Regions from separate parts of the Homo sapiens genome. Here region 2 is linked to region 1. A link is an interaction called in ENCODE POLR2A ChIA-PET data of the cell type or tissue named here. Cell type or tissue: PC-9. All regions are shown on one strand. Links, peaks and the distances in the headings refer to the core of each region. The heading gives the core; the rest is flanking DNA. Region 1 overlaps LOC124901626 (a long non-coding RNA gene). Region 2 holds the start of LOC105375267 (a long non-coding RNA gene).

Evidence for each region. ChIA-PET counts read pairs that join two places held together with the same protein. Peaks named below come from ENCODE experiments on the same cell type or tissue, not always from the same donor. Only the 100,000 strongest peaks of a DNase experiment are listed, where the experiment ranks them.
Region 2: POLR2A ChIA-PET joins it to region 1 with 18 read pairs; 2 of 35 experiments call an interaction of 5 or more read pairs at or near these places.

Annotation. Positions count from the first base shown.
Region 1 is chr7:46,903,501-46,915,800 of GRCh38, reverse strand. All of the region lies in intron 1 of LOC124901626 (a long non-coding RNA gene), which reads left to right. Among named protein-coding and RNA genes, the nearest start is that of SNORD151, 560 kb to the left of the region's middle. In PC-9, for the core only: no CTCF peak of the experiment used is centred there; a DNase peak (open chromatin) is centred at 6,810.
Region 2 is chr7:46,966,935-46,979,234 of GRCh38, reverse strand. LOC105375267 (a long non-coding RNA gene) reads right to left here and starts at 9,573. Exons shown (of 3, transcript XR_927248.3): 1 at 9,322-9,573; 2 at 6,850-6,958; 3 at 5,778-6,682. In PC-9, for the core only: no CTCF peak of the experiment used is centred there; DNase peaks (open chromatin) are centred at 6,804 and 9,744; H3K27ac peaks cover 2,465 bases.

The DNA of each region.
Region 1 (12,300 bases), core at 2,333-10,332:
AGCCAATAAATCATGTCTGGGTTTCAGTAAAAAATTATAAGGCATGCTAAAAGGCGAAAAAAAGCCTCATAGTCTCAAGAAACAAGGCAAGCATCAGAACCAGAATCAGATATGACACAGATATTGAATTATGAGACAAGGAATTTAAAATAATTATGATTAATATGTTAAGGGTTCTATTGGAAATAATCAACAACATGCAAGAACAGATTGGGTGTGTAACGAGAAAGATGGACGCTCCCAGAAAGAATTGAAAGAATATCCGAAGGTCATGCCTGTAATCCCAGCAGTTTGGGAGGCCAGGGCAGGCAGATCACTTGAGCCCAAGTGTTTGAGACCAGCCTAGGAAACATTGCAAAACCCGGTCTCTACAAGAAATACAAAAATTAGCCAGGTGTGGCGGCTTGCACCTGTAGTCCCAGCTACTCAGGAGGCTGAGGCAGGAGGGTCACTTGAGCCCAGGAGGTGGAGGTTGCAGTGATCCGAGATCATGCCACTGCACTCCAGCCTGGGTGACAGAGTGAGATCCTGTTTCAAAAACAAAAACAAATTAACAAACAAAAATAGAAAATCCTAGAAATTAGAACAGTGTAACAGAAATAAAGAATGCCTTTGAAGGGTTCTTCAGTAGACTGGATAAGGCCAACAAAAGAATTAATACTCTTGAATATATGTCAATAGGAATTTCCCAAACAGAAATGTAAGCATAAAAAAGAAAGGAAAAACCAAATAGAGTACTCATAAAAAGTAAAATAATTTTTAAAAGTGCAATGCACAATTAATGGGAATATCAGGAGGTATAGAAAGATGGAATGGAATAGAAAAAGTATTTAAAGTAAAAATGGTTGACAATTTTTCAAAATCAATGACATAAACAAAAGCAGAGATAGAAGAAGCTTACAGAACACTAAAAAGAAAAGCAAACAAAAACCCCCTAAATATTGGAAACATCATATTCAAATTACATAAAACAAAGCATTAAACAAATTGAAAGAAGCCAGGGGTAAGGTGGGGGAAACCTTAGCAAGAGAGGAAAAAGGATAAGAATTATAGTGGGCATCTCATCAGACCATGCAGGCCAGACAAAGTAGAGTGAAATATTTAAAGTCAAACAAGAAAACAGAAACAAAAACAAAATTCTGGAATTCTATCTTCACTGCACATGAATCAGTATATTGTTTTTAAAGTTAGTTAACAAACTTATATTAGTTTTAAATGTATATTGCAAACTCTATGACAACAACAACAAAAACCTTTTTAAAAAATCTAACTGATATGTTAAGATACGAGAGAAAATGGAATCATATAAAATTCTCAATGAAAATCAGAGAAGGCAGGGCCAGGCTTGATGGCTCATGTCTGCAATCTCAGCACTTAGGATATTATCACAATTTCAATAATCACCTTAAATGTGAATGATCTAAATACACCAAGTAAAACACAGAGATTTTCAGAGTGAATTAAAAAAAAAAAACACCACAAAATCGAACTGTGCGCTGTCTTCAAGAAATCCATTTTAAATATTTCTCAGGTTAAAAGAAAAGAGATGGCAAAAGATATACTATGCTAATTCTAGCAAAAAGAAAACTGGAATAGATATTTTAATTTTGGACAAAAAGGACCTAAGAAAAAGAAAAATTATCGGGGATATAAAATGGCTTATGTAATGATAAAGGGGTAAATTCCTCAAAAAAGACATAGCAATCCTAAATTCGTACGCACTAGAAAGCTCATGTTAAAACGTGAGGCAGAACCCAAAAAAACAGCAGAGACATAGACAAAATCACTAATACATTAAAATATTGTGACAAAAATAAAAGTACAATTTGTTTTAGTGTGTTGGATGCAGCAAAGTATTGCTTAGAGGGAAACTTATAGCATTATGCTATAGAAGAAGAAACATCTAAAATCAGTAATATAGGCTTCCATCTTAGGAAACTAGGAAAAGAATAGCAAATTAAATCTAAATTAAGGAGAACAAAATAAATAATAAAAATGAGAACAGAAATTCATGAAATGAAAATAAGGAAATAATAGAGATGATCAACAAAATCATAAGTTTATTCTTTGCAAAGATCAATAATATTAATAGATCTCTAGCTAGACTAACTTAACCTAAGAGAGAATACAAAATCACCAACATCAGAAATAAAGTAAGGATCATCATTACTGATCTTATGAAAAAAATAAATAAATAAAATAAAGGAGTGCTTTGAAAAACTGTGCCCACAAATTTGACAAATTAAATAGTCCAATTCTTTGAAAGATACATACTACCAAAACTCACAAAAGAAGAAATAAAATAATCTGAATTGGTTTATACACACAAAATAAATTTAATCAATAATTAATAAACTTCAAAAGAAAAAAAAACAGGCCCAGTTGGCTTTAAGGGCCTGTCTCCAAAATATAGAAAGGACTCTTAAAATTTAGCAATAAGAAAACAAACAAGCTAATTAAAAAGTGAACCAAAGATCTGAACAGACATCTCACTGAAGAAGATACAAGGATTGCAAATGAGCACATGAAAAAATGTTCAACATCAATTGTTACTAGGAAATTGAAATTTAAAACAATAAATGAGATACCATCACACATATATTAGAAGGGTTAAAATTAAACAACAACAAAACAAATGACATACTGATTGCTGGTGAGAATGTGGAATAATACAACTCTCATTCATTGCTGTTGAGAATCCAAAATGATACAGTCAGTTTGGAAGACAGTTTGATTATTTCTTACAAAGCTAACTATATTCTTACCATATAATGCAGCAATTACAACCCTTGATATTTGCTGAGTGGATTTAACGACTTATTTCTACACAAAAATCTGCACACAGATGTTTATAGTAGGTATATTCATAATTGCCCAAACTTGGAAGAAACCAAGATGTCTTTCAATAAGTGAATACATAAATAAACTGTGGTACATCTATACAACGGAATATTATTCAGCAGTAAAAATAAATAAGCTATCAAACCAAAAAGATAAGGATAAATAGTAGATGTGTGTTTAAATGAAAGAAGCCAGTTTGAAAGATTACACAATATGACAACAAATATGTAACATTCTGGAAAATGTAAAACAGTAGCAACAATGAGAAGATCAGTGCTTTCTAGGGGTTCAGGGAGTAAAGAAGGCTAAGTAGGTGAAGCAGAACAGATATTTTAGGATGGAAAACTATCATTTATGATACTGTGATGGTGGATTCTATGAGTCCATTGACCTTTACAGTCAAAATAGTAAAATTCTAAGAGATTGAGGGATTCCAGAATGAAATTCAGAATATGACAAAACAATGTAACTTCATTACAAATGTATTAATCAACCTTATAGAAAGAGGTAATGAAAAAGCTGCCGACTTAATTAACTTTGGAAATGAATAGAGTATGTTAGACTACAGGAAAAGAAATGCAACAAGAACTATACTTTATTGAAAATGTTGATTTCCACAGGAATATGGGTTAACACTCTGATACTGCTATCCGTGTATACTGGAAAGGAACAGTTAAATGAGTGGATAGTGGAAGATGTGAGCCAGATTTCTTACTGTTAAAGTGAGAGTTTATAGATAAACATATGGAGGAGGCTAGAATGATCTTTGTGGTAATTAAGAATTGGAGATAGCAGTATGAACTCATGTTCAGGATATAGTCAAAGACGATACATATAGAAATATTCACAGATATGTGTCTATACACGGGCTAGTATGTACTCATCTATTTTCTTGCTATTTCAACCAAGAAGCCTAGATATAACTGCATCCCAGTGGCAACAAACATGCCTACCTTTTGTTTCTAACATCTTTTTCTAATGTAAGAAAATAGAGGTTCTTGGAGAAGTGGCTGGTGTTAGGACTAAGACAGGAAGTCTGTCTTACAGATTGAGCCTGTGGAATCTATCCTTTAGCACTGGAAAGTGGGGAAGTGCTCAAAGAAAAACAAGCAAGCAAGCAAATGTCCCATAATGGGGTATGTCAATGGGACACAGAAGTTAACTAAAAAAAACTTTCCAGTTGCCAATGCTTGAACAATTTGAGCAACAAAATAAATGAAGCAGTATTGGACCATAAGTTAATGAATAAAATAAATATATATCAGTATTGATATACTGATATAAATAAATAATTGCATAAATAAATGAGTAGAGAGAAGAAATAAATGTCCATCCAGGAAAGTCCCAAGTAATTTATGTATTTACTCTACATTCAATGAGATGGTGCATAACACTCCACTCCTAAGTGTGCCCCGTGCATAATGATTTCCTTTTTAAATCAAAAGGAATGAGCATGAAAAGAGGGGAAAAAGAGAAACTTTGCAGTGGAGAAACATGATAAACACTATGTTAGGAGCTTGGCACAGTGGCTCATGACTGTAATTCCAGTGACTGAGGAGGCTGAGGCAGGAGGATTGCTTGAGCACAGGAGTTTGAAACCAGCCTGGGCAACATAGCGAGACCCTGTCTCTACTAAAACAAACAAACAAAATCCACTACATTAGCCAGGTGACCAAGGTCAACATTAACAGTCATGCATTCTATTGATTGTATGTACCCTTGATGTGATGTGATGCAAATGGCACTTTACCTGCGTGGTCTTCCTCTGACAAGCTCATTACCCCATTCTAATCATGAGAAGAACATCAGACAAATTCCAACAGAGGAGAATTATACAATATAATACCTGACCCCTCGAAACTGTCAAGGTCATCGAAAACAAGGAACCTCTGAGAAGCTGTCATAGCCACAAGGGACCTAAAAACAGACATTGTGCCTAACGTAATAGGTATCCTGGATGGGATCTTGGAAGAGAAAAATAACATCTGGTGAAAACTAAGAAAATCTGAATAAATGGTAGACTTTAGTTCATAAACGTATATCACCATGGATTCATTAATTGTAACAAACATGCCATACAAATGTAAAGTGTTAATAATAGAAAAAATTGAGTATGGAAAATATGAGGACACCGTGTACCATCTTTGCATTTTTCCTTTGCATCTAAAACTGTTCTAAAAAATAGAGTTCATTAAAAAAAGGGGGGCTGAACTTCACAACAATTAGGGTATAGGGAAACCTTGCTGGAAGAGGGACATTTGAGCTACAAAGAGGGTGAGGAAGAATTGACAGTAAAAGAGGAGACAGTGCTTGTCATAAGAAACGGCTGATGCACACATTCAGGTTTGAGAGGAAGAATGGTCCTCGGGGAGCACTGCAAGACAGGTGGCCCACACATCATCCTCAGCCAGTCTTTCTCCAGGAGCAATGGGACAGGAGGCTGAGTGCCATGTAAGCAACATTGAGAATCTAGAACTCTTCAGACAAAGGGAAGTCACTGGAGACTTTCAGGCAGAGGAGTGGCATGATTAGACTTGTGTTTTTGAAAGATTACCCTCAACATTTTTTTGAAAGTGAAGAGCTCAGTTATTTAACTTCCTTTCCTTGCTGCTTTTTTCTTACCCTTGCCATTAGATAACCCTAGGGGCTGACTCTGGAATACCTGCCTTTGGATGGCAATATTGAAGGAAGCCCTTGGTCCCAACCCCAATTCCCTCCTTCATGCTTGGGAGTGTGAAGCTCATCACGCAAAAGCCATAAATGGACCTTATAAGGAGGCGAAGAAACCTCCTTCTCAGATGTTTCTCCCCTGGAGCCATCGCGAGTATCTTAAATATGTTTGCTAATTACCTGGAGCCTTGGAAAATAGGCTTGTGCCTTGCCTCCTTCAGACATAATGTTTCAGTAATTAGTAATCAATTACCTCTCTGCTCCCTAGACAAGCTCGATTCCTTTTTTTCCATGATGTTCTTTCCTCACCCAAGCTGTGCTGACAGGCAATTGAGTCATATCTTTCTCAAGCCCGCCAAAAGCCACACACTGAATAAAGGGGGAGGAAGAGGGGAAAATGAAACGATACACCCCGGATAATAGATAATTAGATAATTATCCCTAGCTGAAAGCACGTTTTGGAATTTGCATTCAAAATGAAGGGAATTGGCAGAAAGAATGCTGATGTCAGGGAATGGGTAATTTTATTTCAGGGAAGTAGCTAGCGGGGAGGATTTAGTCATCCTCTGACTTGCTCCAGCCTCTTCATTTGTCTTCTTCCCTTTAGCTTTTTCGCCTATAATCTAAACTCCCCACCATTGCCAGAGAGAACATTCTAAATGTCATGCCAACATTTCTATGAGAAAAAGAAGGTATGGGGGGTGTCAAGACACTTTCGAGATAAAATCCAGATGTACCATACCTTCTATAACCTATCTCTTCCTTCATTTTCTGCCCCATTTCCCAATCCCTTGTATGGTCTATTTCAGCAATATTGAGCTACGCATTGCTCCCCAGACTCAACTTGGTTTCACAAATCTGTGCTCCCTTCTAAACTCTGTAAAATGCACCACTCTCAACCCTGGTGCTCGGAACACATATCTACGTGTCCTTATGGATTATTCTTTTCTCTTCCCCACATCTTATCTATTGGTATGTTCTGTTGATTTTGTCTTTTCCATTTATCATCAAATTTTCTATGAACACCTTGTCCAGACCACCACCTGACACCCCCATACAGTCTTCTGACTCACAGTCCAGTGCTCTCTCCTGGACAACTGCAACAGCTCCCTGACTAGTCTCCTTTTTTTTGTTTGTTTTTGTTTTTTGTTTTCTGTTTTTTTTTTTTTTTTTTTTTTTGGACCTGTGTTTCTTTACAACCCACTAGGCTTTTAAAGCTGGAAATTGGATCACATTACTCTCTGCCTAACACATTCCAGTGGTTCTCATTGTTCTTACAATAAAATCTTTTATTTATTTATTTTTAACCACATCCTGCATTGCTGACCTCTGCTCTCCTTCGTTCTTTTCCTTACATGCTTCATTTAAGTTATGGCAGAAATTGTGGCACCCTAGGGGTTGGAGGAGCCCTTCTTGAAAACCTCAGATGTCCCCTCCTCATTGCCCAGCTAAGAAAGGTCATATGAATTGCCCTTTACACATTTCAAACAGGGTGCAGCTTTGGAGACCAGGCCTCCTGAGTTACAGTCCATGCTCTTGGGGCTTGACTAAGTTCTTTGCTGTCAGTAAGGGTCCCCTTGGGCCAAGATCTGGCTGCATGGGCCCTGGGTCCCCAACTTTTCCAGCATGATGAGGATCTGGACCAGGAGCTACAAGCTCACATGCTAACAAGGACTAGGCAAGCCATGCAGAATGTAGATATGAGCTTTTTATAAGAAGAGAATAGGGGTCTTGATAGGGGTGATGGGGAGACCTTCTGTCCCTACTAAAGTGGGGAGCCACTATTTAGCATTGTTAGCTTTCACATACATAATCCACTGTTAGTAATTTTTTTTATTTTAAAAGTAATGTTCAGTTTTAATAAACAAACAAACAAAAATTGCCTGGGGGGGCTGTTAGGCCAGTGAGTGGTCTATGGTGTCGACATTCCAGGGGAAACTGCAGGGTAATGATCCAACCCTGGGAGATGAAAAGGTAAAAGGTTCAGGTAAAGGGGGAGGGGCCAAGTGTGGAAATAGGAGAGAATTGTAGGGGAAGACCAACACTGTGGGAAGGGAAGAAAGAGGTGAGGAAAGGAGGAGAGGGAGAGAAGCCAAAGAGTGTGAAGACCCTTGGAGATTCCCTTGTTACTAGTGAGCTAAGATTACATTATTTGCTTGAACATCAAGATGAAGGATAGGCCTCCACATGCCTTCCCCTGCACTCCTCATCTCTTTTTGGTGCGGTCCTCTCAGGCAAGCCCTCCGACCTGCCCCCTGCAGCCCCCGCGCTGACTTTCTCCCCTCTGCACACAGGCACACACTGCCCCTTCTCAAACTCATGGATGCATCACCAGGCAAATAGGAAATGCTACTAAATGCTGTTCTATGAGGGACAATAAATGAGTGGGAAGGTGGAGAGGAAATATTAGGAGACAGAATACAAGAAACAGGATGTCTAAGGTGGGTAAGGAGGAGCTGTGGAAGCAATCATCAACTCGGAAGTCCTGGAAATGAAGTAAATCTGTGAACAAAAGATCCAAACACCTGAAGACCTCTTCCCTTCTCACCTGGTGTTTGGGCCACACTCAAGCCTCCCACGCCTCTGTGCTCTTGGTTTCTCTGTGTGACTGCTGCCCACAGATGACTGGAAAGACATCCATTTCTAATTCTCTGCACTGGAAGTTTGGACCATGGCTCCAAATTGCTCTACCGTACACAATGTAGAAAGCTCTCCTCGGATTTGTAGCAAACTTCCGTAGGACAGGAGCCTGAGTTAAAGCATCAACAGGCAGGGGTAACATGTGAGGAGGAGAAGCTCAACCCCACGGCTGCTCTTCTTCCACTTTTCTATGTATACATTAAAAATTTTACCACCTTTCCCCCTCACCAATATTATGAGGCAGATAGAAAAATTGCTACCACTGTATAGATAAACTAAAATCCAGTTACATGATCTAGATCTAACTTCAAACTTTTTTTTTTTACTCCATAAAAAAGTTACTCATTATTTTTCAGTTACTCCTTCTCCAGTTTCCAGTTACTTATTCTCCTTTCCTCAATCCTACATCTAGGACCACCTGCCCTATAAGTTTGATCAGGATGTCAATGCAGAGTTGAGCAACTCCTCTGCCTAACTCATCTAACCCCTATCAGAGTTCACTTTTTTCTAAGCATGTTCATCACAGGGGAAATATACATTGACCACTTACTATGGGCTGGGAGTACGGCATGTAATAACTGATCTAATTTTCCTGTAATAATATCAATCTGGAAAAGACTTTTTGAGTTAAATAATCACAACTTTTCATACAACAGATCAATAATTGCTGGGTAATATAATAATTTCCATGTTTATCTTTTGGAGAAACTGCCAAACTGTTTTCCACAACTGTTTGCCACTGTGACTGTGACTGCACCATTTTATATTCCTACCAGCAACGTTTGAAGTTTCCAATTTCTCCACATGCTCAGCCAACACATTTTTTTTTTTTTTTTTTTTTTTTTGAGATGGAGTCTTGCTCTGTCACCAGGCTGGAGCGCAGTGGTGCGATCTCGGCTCCCTGCCACCTCCACCTCCTGGGTTCAAGCAATTCTCCTGCCTCAGCCTCCTGAGCTGGGACTACTGTACCCAGCTCAGCCCATGCCCAGCTAATTTTTGTATTTTTAGTAGAGATGAGGTTTTGCCATGTTGGCCAGGCTGGTCTCGAACACTTGACCTCAAGAGATCCGCCTGACTTAGTCTCCCAAAGTGCTGGCAGCATGAGCCACTGTGCCTGACCAACATTTTTTATTTTCATTAAAATAATTGTTATAGTCATCTTACTGGGTATGAAATTGTATCTCATTATGATTTTGATTTGCAATTCCCTAATCACGAATGATGCTGCACATGTTTTTATGAGTTTTTGGCCATTTGTATATCTTCTTTGAAGAAATGGCTATTCAAATCTGTGGCCCATATTTAACTGGGTTTTTGTTTTTTAAAACAAATATTACATTGTAAGAATTCTTTATGTATTCTAGATACTAGACTCTTATCAGCTATATGATTTACAGTTATTTTCCCCCATTCTGTGGATTGTCTTTTCCCTTTATTAATGGTGTTCTTTGAAGTGAAAGTTTTTAGCTTTGAGGAAATCTCTCTCTTTTTCGTTTGCTTGTTGGTGTGTGCATTTTATGTTGTATATAAGAAGCTATTGCCTAATCTAAGGTCACACAGTTTTATACCTGTTTCCTTCTAAGAGTTTAGCTCATATTTAAGTCTTTGATTTATTTTGAGATGATTTTTGCATCTGGTGTGATTTAGGGTTCAATTCATTCTTTTGCATGTCGATACGTCCAGTGTTGTCTCCATTTGTTGATAAGACTATTTTTTTCCTATTGAATTTCCTTGCCATCCTTGTCAAAAATCAGTTTACCATATATGTTTGGGTTTATTCTGTACTCTCAATCTATTTGATTAATCTATATGTCTATCCTTATGCCAGTACCACAGTGTCCTAATTATTTTAGGTTTGGAGTATGTTTCAAAATTGGGAAATCTCAGTTCTCCAACTTTGTTATTTTTTTCAAGACAGTTTTGGATATTCAAGATAACTAGTGTTTCAAAATGAATTTTAGAATTGATTTCTCCATCTCTGCAAAAATCACATTTGGAATTTTGATAGGGATTACATACTGAATCTGTAGATCAAATTGAGGATATTCCAATTTTAATAGTATTATGTCTTTCTGTCCATGAAATTAGTATGCCTCTCCATATTATTAGGTTTTCTTTGGTTTCTTTCAACATGTTTAGCAGTTTGCAGTGTACAAGTCTTACACTTTTTTTGGTTGCATTTAGTCATAACTATTTTATTATTTTGGGTGTTATTTTAAAATGATTTTTTTCTTAATTTTAATTTTAGATTATTTATTGCTAGTATATAGAAATTGGTTTTCATATATTTGTTTATCTTGCAACTTTGCTGAACTTGTTTTCTCTCTCTAATAGATTTTGTGTGTGTGTATGAAGGGGCTATGTGTGGATCCTTTAAGGTTTTCTATAGAAAAGATTATGTCATCTGCAAATAGTGATAATTTTATTTTTTTCAATCTGTGTGTGTGGAATCCTTTTATTTCTTTGTCTTGCCTAATTGCCCATGCTGGAAACTCTAGTACAGCATTGAACAGAAGTGGCAAGAGTAGACATCCTAAGAGATTAGACTTTTAGTCCTGATCTTAGAGGAAAGTTCTCAGTGTTTCACCATTAAGTATGATGTTTTCATGGGTTTTTCACACATGTGCTTCATTAGGTTGAAGAAGTTCACTCCTAATCCTAGTTTGTGAGTGTTGTTATTATGAAAGGTTGTTGGATATTATCAAATGTTCTTTCTGCATCTATTGAGATGATTGTGAGTTTCTTTTTCCCCTTTATCCTGTTAATATAGTGTATACATTGATTACTTTTTGTATGTTGGAACAAACTTGCATTCATGTAATAAAACTCACTTGGTCATGATGTATAATCCTTTTAATATGTTGCTAGATTTTGAATTGGTTTGCTAGTATTTTGTTCAGGTTTATTTTATTTATTTATTTATTTATTTATTTATTTATTTATTTATTTATTCTGGAGATGGAGTCTTGCTCTGTCACCAGGCTGGAGTGCAGTGGTGCAATCTCAGCTCACTGCAACCTCCACCTCTGGGTTCAAGCAATTCTCCTGCCTCAGCCTCCTGAGCAGCTGGGACTACAGGTGCATGCTGCCATGCTCAGCTAATTTTTTGTATTTTAGTAGAGACGGGGATTCACCATGTTGCCCGGGCTGGTCTCGAACTCCTGAGGTCAGGCAATCCGCCCCCCTCAGCCTCCCAAAATGCTAGGATTGCAGGCGTGAGCCACTGCACCTGGCTCAGGTTTCTTTTTTAAAGTTTTGTTTAAACAGTTAATTATTTATGATATTTAAATAAGAACATATTATATATTTACCTTTCATTATTTGGAATCTACATGTAGATTCTCACCTGTTATTATTTTTCATGCCTACAGATCTTCTTTTAGTATTTCTTGTAGTTTGGGATGGCTAGGGATGATTTTTTTTTTTCAGCTTTTGTATATCTGAGAAAGACTTTATTTTACATTTGCTTTTAAAAGTTATTTTTGTTGGCCAAATAATTTTAGATTGACAGTGCTTTTCTTTCAATATTTTACATATATCACTTCACTGTCTTCTTGCATTTTTTTCTGATGATAAATCTGCTCTCATTTTATCTTTGTTCTTCCGTATATAATGTGGGATTTTTTTCTTTGCCTTTAGGAGTTTTGTATTCTCATTCTAAGCAATTCGTTTAAAACATTCTTGATGTGATTTATTTATATTTCTTTTGCTTGAGGTTCATTGATCTTTTTGAATAAGTGAGCTTACAGTTTTCATCAAATTTGGAAATTTTGGCCATTATTAATTCAAATAATTTTTCTGTCCCTTCTTTCTTGAAGATTCCAGATACACACATATTAGGTCATTTTGAAGTTGATCCACGGCTTGTTGATGGTCTATTTATTTATTTCTGAAATTATTTTTTTCTTTGTTGCATTTTAAGTATTTTCTCTTGCTATGTTGTCAAGTTCACAAATCTTTTTTCCTACAATATCTCATATGCCATTAATTCCATCATTGTATTTTACTTCATAGACATGTTAATTTTTATCTTTAGCAGTTTGATTTTTAAAATATTTTCCATTCTTCTACTTGTTTAATGGTTTTTCTAGTTTGCCCAGAGACTGCAGTTACAACTGTTTTGATGTCCTTGTCTGATCACTCTAACAT
Region 2 (12,300 bases), core at 2,733-10,732, 63 kb before region 1:
TAGGAACAATACAGAAAATCATGGTACCTACTAAGTATCTGGGGGAAGGGAGAGATCACATAATGGTCTATATTCAAGAACACTGTCTTTAGTTTGATAACAGTTCAGTCCCTTATTTCCATTTGGTCAACATATGATTTCTATGTTACAGTATGATCAAACATTGCATCAAAGTATAAAAGTATAGTTTTCAAAAGTTAAAAAAGTTTTAGAGTGAGAAGAGTGAAAGGTGTCAAGATTCCATTCAAATAATAAATAAGAGAGTCACTAATTGAAAAAAAAAGATTTAATGAGCATTTTCAAGAACTGAATATTTATCACTTTGGAAAAAATTAGAGTAAGATTGATAGGTTAGATACAAACTTATTGATTTCCCACAAGATAGAAAAACCTTTAATGTTAAATTACATTCTTTGAGACCAGGAGTTCGAGACCAGCCTGGGCAGCATTGTGAAACCCCGTCTCTACAAAAATATAAGAATTAGCTCGGTGTGGTGGTGCATGCCTGTAGACCCAGCTGCTTGGGAGGCTGAGGTAGCAGGACCACTTGAGCCCAGGAGGTCAAGGCTACAGTGAACCAAGATTGTGCCACTACACTCCAGCCTTGGCAACAGAGTGAGACCCTGACTCAAAAAAAGAAATTATATTCTGTTCTAGGCAGAAATCTACAAATTGACTAGCTTTACAGTGTCTGAGTTCCAATCAAACAGGAAATAGCAAAGTTATGGCCAGCTACCATTTTCTGATCTCCAAGTTTTGGATGCTGCTTTCAAAGTCAAATCCTAAAACTATCTAATGATCTATTTAATAATTTTGAGTATAATTACAGGGCCTGAATATAATTAAATGAATGTTTATTTATGCAGCAAACATGCCACTAAAAAGACTGAAGTGATATGTCAAGTGTTTTAAATGTTGAAAATACTCACTTTTTATTATAAAACTGTTTCATATTTTTTAGGTCTTTAGACTAAGGCTAATATATATACGCATATATTTTAAAATTTGCCTTGAATAACCTTGACGATTTAAAGCAAAATATGTTTCCGATGGAAAAGTACCGTGATTTTCCATATATATAGAATTAAAAGCAATAATAGTAATGTGATTCTTTCATTCTTGTCTCTGCAACTGAATATCTTAAACTGAAGCATATGAGCTACTCATTAAGGGTGTGCCGATGGATTTCTGAGTGTTTATCTATTCATGTGCAGTTGCAGTTATTTTCACATACATGTATAAAATTTAAATAAAAGATATAATTTAAATAAAAATATAAAATATTTTAAAAATAAGTGTTATTTTCAGAATAAAACTCAGAGATGAACAAAAATCTTAAAATTGTTGAAGGAGTAAAAGGATTGAGGTAACTCTTAAAATAACTGTTAGCTGTTTTTATCTAAGTCAATATAGCTCAAATCTCCTCAGCTGTAATTCCTTGTGAAGAAAAGAAAGAAATAAAGAAATATATAAAAAAGAAAGGAAGGAAGGAAGAAAAGAGAGAAAGAAAAAGAGAAAAAGGAAGAAAGGAAGAAAGAAAAGGAAAGAAAAGGAAAATAAAGAAAAAAGAAAGAAAAGAAAAAAAGAAACAACAGCATCCTTTTCTTCATGGGTACTTTAGAATAAACTGAGCTTTGAAAACTTATCTTGTTATCTCAGAGTTAAGGAAAACATGAGTCTGTTAATGGAAGAGAAAATAAAGGATTTTAAAAGTAGGAGGAAGACAGAAACAGTTTTTGGATGTGTATCATTTGCCATTGAGTCCAGCTGATGAAGATCCACATATAATGGCTGCAAAGTTTGGTCTTGGTAGTTTGACACCCTGTCATGGTACCTACGATGAACATAAATTTTCTCTTCATTTCACATGTTAGAATTTCTGAACTAAAATAACTTGAGTACTATACTTGATAGCTTCTGGCCACATCAAAGTTTATTTGCCATTGATATTCCAAATTTGCATTCAGTATTTCCACACATTTGGTGTGAACTGCCTGGATCAGACTGGGATCATAGGCCCCTCATTTCCCACCAGGCTGTGACTGGTGGTCTTGAGCTGGTCAGCCAAGCACTGGAGACCGTGAGCTCGTCCCTGACACTGGGCACACACCTCCCACCCCTTTCTCGGTGTGCTGGGCTAGCTGAGATGTTTGTCTTGTTTATTCTACCAGGTGTCTTTATATTAGCTTGCTGCTTTTTGAGGATGACTTCCAAATGACAATTTAACTGTTTTCCACAGAATAAAGTATCTGTGAAATGGTTTTCATGTTAAAACCTGCTGTCTGTTGAAAAGTAGATTTAACCCAGGCTCTACACTATGCAGGAAACCAGAGAATGGAGCTCAGGTCAATCTATTTCCAGACACCACTAGAGGATGCAGAGAAGGGAAAAAGACCTCAGCCCCTAACCCCATTTCCATGTTATTGCACTTAATAAATCAGGGTGATCTTAATAAGTAAATGACTGGACTAAATACAATGTTGTACTTTTACAACTGATTCTTTAGAGCCAAGATGTTCAATACAGTAATCACTGACCACATGTGCCTATTTAAATTGAGTTAATTTAAAGTAAATCAAACTAAAGTCCAGTTTCTCAGTTACTCTAACCCCATTCCAGTGCTCAATAGCCCCAGGTGGCCAGGATTAGGCAAGGCGGGGATGGAGCCTTTTCATTATTCTGGAAAGTTATCTTAGTATTCTCTAGAGTTGTTTAGGTGTAAGAAGATCCACTGGGTTAAAGAATCATGCAGTTGCAGCCATAAAAATGAATGAAATCATGTCCTTTGCAGGGACATGGATGAAGCTGGAAACCATCATCCTCAGCAACCTAACAAAGGAATAGAAAACCAAACACCGCATGTTCTCACTCATAAGTGGGAGTTGAACAATGAGAACACATGGACACAGGGAGGGGAACATCACACACCAGGGCCTGTCGGGGGGCGGGGGGCAAGGGGAGGGAGAGAGCATTAGGACAAATACCACCTAATGCATGCGGGGCTTAAAACCTAGATGATGGGTTGATGGGTGCAGCAAACCACCATGGAACATGTATACCTATGTAACAAACCTGCACGTTCTGCACCTGTATCCTGGAACTTAAAGTAAAATAAATAAATAAATAAATAAATAAAAATAAACAAAGTTGAAAGATGGGGCAAAAAAAAAAAGAATCATGCAGTTGGTAATTAAAAATACATATTTTACGTACAGACCTATTCTAACATGTTTTACTTACAACTTAATTTGCTTTCTCAATTGAGCTCCTTAGAAAATCTCCCAAATAGAAATTTGCACAGACAATATTTTCTGAATCTGCTCCTGACATTGTAATATCAGTGGAGACTGAAATTAGTCAAGTTTAATCTGAGAGTTAATCTGTATGTGATTTACTAAGTGAAAATCAAAATTGAACAGACTGGGAACACTGTGAAGGCTTCATCAGGGTATTTTGGAATCTCTTTGTTCTAGAGGAGACATGACCTGTGCCCGATTTTTCTCCTACCTGGCCTGTTTTTGATGGCCAGTGGCCATATACATATTGTCACGTAGGACCATGACTTGGGACAACAGCCAAGCTGCCTCAAATAATTACCATGCTTGGATTAAGTTCATCTTGTAGATCCAATATCTGAGTTTTAGCATAAAGACAATAAGTGGAGAACCCCACCAGCTGTTGAGCAAACTCCAATTAAAAAACTTCCTATGAGTTTGTAGACAATCTTTACTATTTGGCATTAGAATCTCTACTATAAAGAATTAGAATTTTATTGAAAGAAAGGAGTTCATTAGTTATTTGAATTTTTAGTTTCAGTAACAAGTGAAAGACACCCTGTTGAATTTGGTTGTTGCAGAACACTGAAAAAATATGACTTTTGATTTTAACGAATATTAGACATGATATAACTCTTTCTTTAATGCGCAAGAGGTCACTATCTTGAAGACCAAGTCTTATTGCCAGCTGAGCATTCACTTTGCAAATTAACGTTTAAATGTCTCTTTCTTTTGTACAAAATCTTGGGAAAAGCTTACAATATCTAAAAGATGTTAGACACCAATGTCTAAAAGAAAACGTTTTGGTGAAGACTGCAGAAACAAAAATTTGTATTAGTGTATTAGTGTGTTGGCCTCAATATCAGTGCTAGGCCATATCAAGGAAGTTATTTCTGTTATGCAACTTGTGTTTGTATACACATCTACACATATACATATCTATATTTTTTCTTATTGTTATGTGGTATGTTCTCTTGGGAGCAGGGCATTTCTACCAAAAGGAAAGTTCACTTATGTATTTTGAATTTACTTTTTTTGTTTTTAGACAGAATCTTGCTCTGTTGCCCAGGCTGGAGCACAGCGGTGCAATCTCGGCTCACTGCAACCTCCGCCTCCTGGGTTCCAGTGATTCTTGTGCCTCAGCCTCCCGAGTAGCTGGGACTACAGGTGCACACCACCAAGCCTGCGTAATTTTTGTATTTTTAGTAGAGATGGGTTGCACCGTGTTGCCCAGGCTGGTTTTGAACTCCTGGCCTCAAGCGATCCACCCATCTAGGCCTCCCAAGTGCTGGAATTACAGGCGTGAGCCAACGTGCCAGGCCAGAATTTATATCTTTGCTTGTGTAAATCATGTAAATGGTTTCTAACCCTTGCTTGGTCTCTACCTTTTTAGGCAATGATGAAAGCTTCCCAGAACCATGTCATATCCCAGAAAACCTTAAATACACTTTCAGGAGACTCTTGAATCTTATGGAGACATGTTAGTGAGTCTATGGGCCCCAGGACAAGAAGTCCTTAAACCTAAACACTCAACACACTTTTTTTTTTTTTAAAAGGCTTGTGCTTTTCTGACATTTAATAAACCTAAATTCAACATGATGGTGGCGAAGTCATAAAATACTTTGCCACCATGCTAAGTGTTCTTAAAATAAGACACATTCTTCTAATGTCACATTGAGAAATAGAGAACTAACATCATCATATATTGGCTACTGCATAGTAAATAACAAAATGTTGTAGAGCGTTAAATAAAAATCATCACAGTAAAAATATGCTTCTGTGCTTTTTTTGCCTTGTCCTGAAACAAAATTATTAATTAGTAAAAATTTGAGTTTTTAAAATCTATCTGGCTTTTCAAATTTTAACATTAATATAATGTAATATAAATTGATGTATTTTATATTACATTGTGAGTTAAACATTTCTAAGTATTTGGCCATGTTATGAAATAGTAAATAGTAATATAGCATGTATAAAATGAAATAGTCACATTTTCTCTTTTGAAAATTTCAAATTTTCATAACCTTTTTGTTCAAGTAGGTTTTGTACTTAAAATATATATATATTTAAGTACAAATATATATATATATTTAGGTACAAATATAAGTGTTTTTGGTAAAGTCAGGATTTCACCATGTTAGCCAGGCCAGTCTAGAACGTCTGGCCTCAAGTGATCCACCCACCTCGGCCTCCCAAATTGCTGGGATTACAGGTGTGAGCTATTGCACCAGGCCAGAATATTTAGATTAAAAAAATTTTTTTAGTACTTAAGTTTTCTTGAATATCATAAAGAACTTTGTTATAATTTTTAGAGTATTCATGGAATGATACCTTCTAGTATTATTTGCCATATATAAATATTAAATTATTTCACAAACAGTTTGAGTTAATTAATAACTTCTTATGTTTTTTAGAGTATATTCTTCAGAACACCAGTTCCTTAAAATGCTCCAAGTAAAACAGGTTCCACAATCTAAATAAGTTGAGAAATTCTGTACACTATTTCTCTTTTCAAGATTTATTGTGTACTTTCATAAATTGGGGGCTCTGAAGAGTCTTAAGGAAGCAAACCTGTTAAATCTATTACAGTGTTTTCCAAATTGTTTGCACAATGAAACACATAATAATAGCAAAATAACTATTTAGAAATAGCATGCTCGAAACTTATTCTAAAGGGCATAGACTTATAAGTTGAATTCCTTTTTGCCGTTTTCTTTGTAATTCAGGTTGTTTGTGTGGATTTTTGAAAATAGCACTGAAGTAGGTGTCACCAAAACTGAATTACATTATGTTCTGCTGCCAAGAGGCAGTTTGATTTGAAGTTATCCAATCCCTATGAGTCTCAATGCACTCACTTATACAACAAGTATATTATAAAATACTCTGGAATTCTTTTCTAAATCTCTGTTTTGTTATTCCTTAATGTATATTTTATCCTGCTTTTCAAAGACATGGGCTTTTTCAAATTTCCTGCATCTCAGTTATTATTATAAGGCAGGGAGGGCACAATGTTTATTCAATGTAAATAAAAGGCTCCTAAAAGTATGTGAAAGAAACAGAAATCAGTTTCAGAATTTTTTGTTCTGCTTATTAAAAATAATACCTACATTAGTGTTACAGCTCTTTTAGAATTTGCTTAGTGGTCTTTCTGTTTTTTTTTTTTTTTTTGCTGGAAAGCCTCTAAAAATAAAAAATTGTATATATATATATATATATATATATATATATAAAACCTACATAATCATGGCTTTCAACAAAAGATATAGATTGGTTTTTCTCTTATATGATAAGTAATGTGGAGACAACTCATCCAGGGCTGAATCACAAGGCCAAAGTCTCCACAATTCCATCAGCTTTTCCCTCATGTTGGCATGATGGCTGCTGCAGCTCCAGCCATAATATCCACCCTTCCAACAAGAAGAAAAAAGTGTTAGTGAAAAGCAGGGGATGCCTACAGGAAGAAAGCGATAATTTCTCAATTATCCTGAGCAGTCTTAGTTTTGCTGTCTCATTCAGCATGTAAAGAGTATCTAGCACACTGTAAAAACTCAGAAATATTTGTTGAATGACTCACGCTCATAGGCCAGCTCTTTCTTCCATGAGTATGCTCAGACGTTACCAGGTTCAGAAATGTAGATTTCTTTCTCCTTAATCTAGGCCAGTTGATGAGTGAAATCCTGGTCCTATTGGTAAAGAAGGGAGCATTGTAGTCAATAGCAGTGTCTGCCACAAACTGTAGTTTTTTTCTGAGGACTGTGCTAATACAAACTACTTTTTCAAACAAACCGAAACATCTATGGTGAAAAAGGGCCACAGATACTGACTCAGCCTCTTTGAGCAGTGTAGAAAGTTTTCTTCACCAATGTCCCTTGTTAACTGCCAAATCGCCTTCCTTTTTAAAAGTAATCATAAATGACTGCAGGTAATATTAATATGACTTCAAACACCCTATGAAAGCATAGTGTAAACCTCAGTGTGTAAAAATGTCCCAAACTTAGAACAAGATCTGTGAATGGAAAATATCAAATAGACTTTACTGCATAAGTAGACCAGTAAAATTTCATTATAAAAAGATGACAACAGGTATCCACATTATAATTGAAAATAGTGGTAAAAACAAAAATATCTCATAGTTACAGAAAATGGGATTTGGGAATGAAAGAAAACTCACACTAAAAATCTCTCTAACAAAGGAGTAAGTCATATCCACTGATAGTAGCAGAAAGTGGTCTGAAATGCTACAGGCCTTAACTAATGAATTATATTTTACAATAACTTATGGTCAGCCAAGCATTTTTTACATATGCATCTCATTGCATTTAATCTTCCCAACCACCTACAGAAGAATGGCTGTAATCAGCCCATTTTGCACATGGTAGAAACTGAGGAAATGGGACAACTTGTCTGAAGTCAAGTGTGTTCAAACAACTCTCTGTGATTCCAAAATAGATACAGAATAATACTGATAAAAAGGCTGTAGTCTTTTTCAGTTCAACTTAATACTAAAATGATGTTCATTTGCTCCCATCATTGGACAGTTCCTCCAAAATATTTTTTCTTTCCTTCAAACTTACCTAGAATTTCCCTGGCTCCACTTTTTTGGCTAAGCATTGGTTTTGGCTTGGGTCACAAGGTATAACCATACTCAGACTGTCCACATGGAGAACCTGGTTTGGATGGCTCTGCCAGTCGTGCCTCTCCTGGGTTTGAACATAACAAGAAGGAGTGGACCCAGGATATCACACAGTTACCCAGTTTTAAATCTGTGTCCTCTTTACTACATCCTTCTCTTGCCCCAGTGTAATATTTCAGCAATCTTGTTCAGGCTATTTGTTAACAGGATTAATGTAGACAGTGATTCCTAGGACATGCTATCTAAAATATTATGCAAATGTTTCCAATTCTGAATTCATAGCATAAATAAAAAATTATCCAATTAATTTAATTTATGCCTCCAAAATTTATTAGAAATCTATTTTACTGCAGGCACCTGGTCAACTTCTGACATCCCAAAGATGAATAACACCCATCCCTTCCCTTGAGGAATTTTATATTCCATCCATATAAAAATTGCACTGTTTCTGGTTGATGGTTTCTGGTATTTTTCTGGAAGTTATTATTAATATTTCCTCTTTTCCTCTTGCTGAGAATTTTTATTTCTTAGTTTGCTGATAAATATGTATTGCTTGTCTGAATATTTGCGGCCACTAAATTCCTTCAGTAGACCCTGGAAAACACTGAGCAAATAATACACAGCAGGAAAACCACAAAGTGGGCAGTGCATGGGGCATTCCCCAGAGTAGAGCCTCTTGAATTATTCAGAAGAGCAATTTCTTGTGAGTGCTATTGGAGAGATGTAGTAGAGTTACCATATTAAAGTCTATATTCCTAATTTTGTAGATTAAAATTTGACACAAGAATAAGTAAAGTTTGAAGTGAAACCTCACAAAATACAATTCACTGTGAAACATTAAGCAGAATTGCCTAGAAGTGTTCAATTAGACTAAATTTAGTTGATTCGATAATTAGACAGCTAGAAGGAGGAGCTGTTTGAGCAGGATTGGGTGTCTTACTTGGAGGGCTGCAATAAAGCTCAGCTTCCCTGGAAGTAAGCTTTTTTCCTTCTTGTGATAGCGAGGTAGGGCGTGGGAGTTAACTCCAGATGGGCCCTGGACACGAGACCAAATTGAGGACTAGATAAAACAAGGCTGGGGCAGAAGCACCTTTCCATAAGACATGCGCACGAGTGTGCCATGTCACTTTACCATTACCACAGCAACACCCAGAAGTTACCACCCTTTCCCTAGAAATTTCTACATAAATCATCCCTTAATTTGCATGTAATTAAAAGTGGGTATAAATATGACTGCTGTACTCTCTGTGAGCTGCTATTCTGGGCACCCTGCCTAGCGGGTAGCCCTGCTTTGTAAAGAGCAGTACCGCTGCTGCTCCTGTACACTGCCGCTTCAATAAAAGTTTCTGTTTAACACCACTCACTAGCCCTTGAATTGTTTCCTGGGGGAAGTCAAGAACTTTGGGGTCTTACCGGTCCTGCATCATCAGGGGAACTGTAATTTCCCGTGAATCCCAAAGTTCTCAGGGTTGGGCCGTTGTTTTTTTCCAGATGAGTCCTGTGGCTAGCTGGCACCCCAAATGCAGATTGCATGGCACCAAGCAGAGCCTTAATATCACTATTGTCAAAACTGTCTAGTCGAGCTTGCACTATAGAAAGGGAGACTGTGAGGAGGTCAAGTAGATGTTTCTTTCATTCAGGAAGCATTGCCAGTCACCGAAGAGTGAGTTAGTTTCTCTACCAGGAAGCTGTTATATTTTCTGTTGTTTTATGACTTTAGCACATATCACAGTGTATTTTAATTACGATTTCACTTTTTGGCCTCCTCCCCATTTTGTTAAGTTGCACAAGGGCAGGGCTTGTGGTTAGGTAAGCATTGACTCCCAGATTCCTGGCAGTGTTTGTCATGTGAAAAATGCTCTATTAAGTTTTAATCAATTATAAATGCAATGCACCACGGCATTTAAGGGTGTGGGTTCTGCAATACAACTAACTGCCTCTTGCGTGCTGAGTAACCTTAGGCATGGTTAACCTCTTGGTACATCAGGCCCCTCATCTGCGAAATAAGTACAGTAATAGAAATGATCTCGTGATGTTGTGAGATGAATAAGTTAGTAGGAAGAATGACTTAAAGAAAATACAGTGTGTAGTTCAAGCTAATGTATGAGAGACAGCCTTAAGATGAAAGCAACATACAAATGAGGAAACCAGAGAAAAATGGAGCCACAACCAATAGATCAAGAAGTTGAAGCTTGGACTATCTTGAAACTTCCAATTCTATAAGACATTTCCTTTCCAGCTGTTAAGTCGATTTTCTTTTAATTTTCTATTAAGTTGAAAGAATTCTGACTTAATAGTCACACTTGTTAATATTTTCAATCTCACAGTTAAGAAATTAAAGTTCCTATAATTTAATTAGCATTTCTCTGCTAAATTAGCGAGACTGAAATCTCCACGTTGCTCATTTTTGTTCTGTCTTGGGTAAATTTTTAGAGCTTTAAACCCTTAAGAGCTTAAGCTTCAGTCTACAAGTCTGAAGCTTAGTTTTAAACTATTTATGGTATAACGTGTTGTGCTCTTTTAATGAGACTTTTTCCCTTATTATTGCTTCTGGGGTCTCATTTAAGAATTCTGGCTCTTACTTTATGAAGATATTCTTCAAAGACTTTAAAAGTGTTTTCTCTTGATATTTAGTCTTCTGTAACACACCTGGAACTAATTTTGAGGTATGGTGTTATTGCTGCAAATTTATTGTTTCCATTATGGAAAGCCGATTGTCCCAAGCACTGTTTAATAAAGGAATTCCTCTTTGTGTGATTTGTAATGCCTTTGCTATTGGGCACCAAGAACCCATTATTTCATGGGTCTATTTGTGTGTCATTGATACATTTGTCTATTTCTATACCATCTTCATATTGTCTAATTAATATCATTTATATAATTAACAAATTTAATATAGCATATAAATAAACTTTCATATTCACTAAGTCAAGGCATCTTATTTGTAAATCTTCTCTATATGTTAATTGGCTCTTCCAGTCAATGCATTTCAACCAATGTATTAATTTTTAAATGCAGGTAAAATTCACAGAATTTCACCATTCTAACCATTTTGAAATGTACAGTTTAGTGCTTTTGGCACATGCACAATGTTGTATAATCACCACCATTACCTAATTTTAGAATATTTTCATCACCCCAAAAAGAAACCCTATACCCATTGAGCAATTCCTCCCTATTTCCCTCTCTCCCAGTACATGGAAACCACCAATATGTTTTCTATTTTTATGGATTTGTCTATTCTGAACATCTCGTATAAATGAAATCATATAATATGTGCCATTTTGTGTCTGGGTTCTTTTACTTAGCAAAACATTTTCATGGTTCATTTAGCATGTATCAGTACTTCATTCATTTATGATGTAGCCATTGTATGGCTACACTACATCTTATTTATTCTTTCATCAGTTAACAGACATGGAGATTCCTTCTACTTTTTGACTACTAGGAATGATGTTGCTATAAATGTTCATGTACAGGTTTTTGTTTCAACATTTGTTTTCAATTCTCTTAGAAGTGAATCTGCTTTGTCATATGATAATTCTGTATTTAACTTTTTGAGGAACTACCAAACTGTTGTCCACAGAAACTGTACCATTTTACTTTCCCGCCAGAAACATATGAGTGTTCCAATTTCATCACATTCTTGCCAACATTTATTATTTTATATTTTTTGCAGCCACTCTTGTGGCTGTTAGGCAATATCTGGTTGTGATTTTAATTTGAATCTTACTAATGGCTAGTGAAGATTAGCATCCTTTCAGGAGTTTAATCAGCTATTTGTACATCTTCTTTGGAAACATTTATATTCAAGTCCTTTGCCACTTTAAAATTGAGGTGTTTGTCTTTTTGTTGTTAAGTTGTAACAGTTCTTTTTATATTCTGGGTACTAGACTCTTATAAGATACTTATTTGCCAACATTTTTTTCCATTCTGTGAGTTGCCTTTTCACTTGCCTAATTGTGTCTTTTGATGTATAAATTTTTAGTTTTGATGAAGTTCAATTTATCTTTTTTTTTCTTTACTTGCTTGCATGTTTGCTGTCTTATTTAAGAAACCATTTCCTAACCCAAAGTCACAAAGATTTATACCTATGGGTTTGAGTCCTCAAAATTGTTTTTTCTAGATCATTTGGTTATTTCAGGTCCCTTGAAATTCCATGTGAATTTTAGGAAGAGTTAGTCAATTTCTTCATCAATAAATTGTTGGAATTTTGATAGTAAATAAACTTGGGGAATATTGCCATCTTTCAACCTATGAACATGGATAACTTTCCATTTACTTAGGTTTTACTTATTTTTTCTTTCATCAATGTTTCATAGTCTTCAGTGTAATAGTATTTTAGCTGCTTAAAAATTCATTTTTAAGTATTTTTTAATCTTGATGCTATTT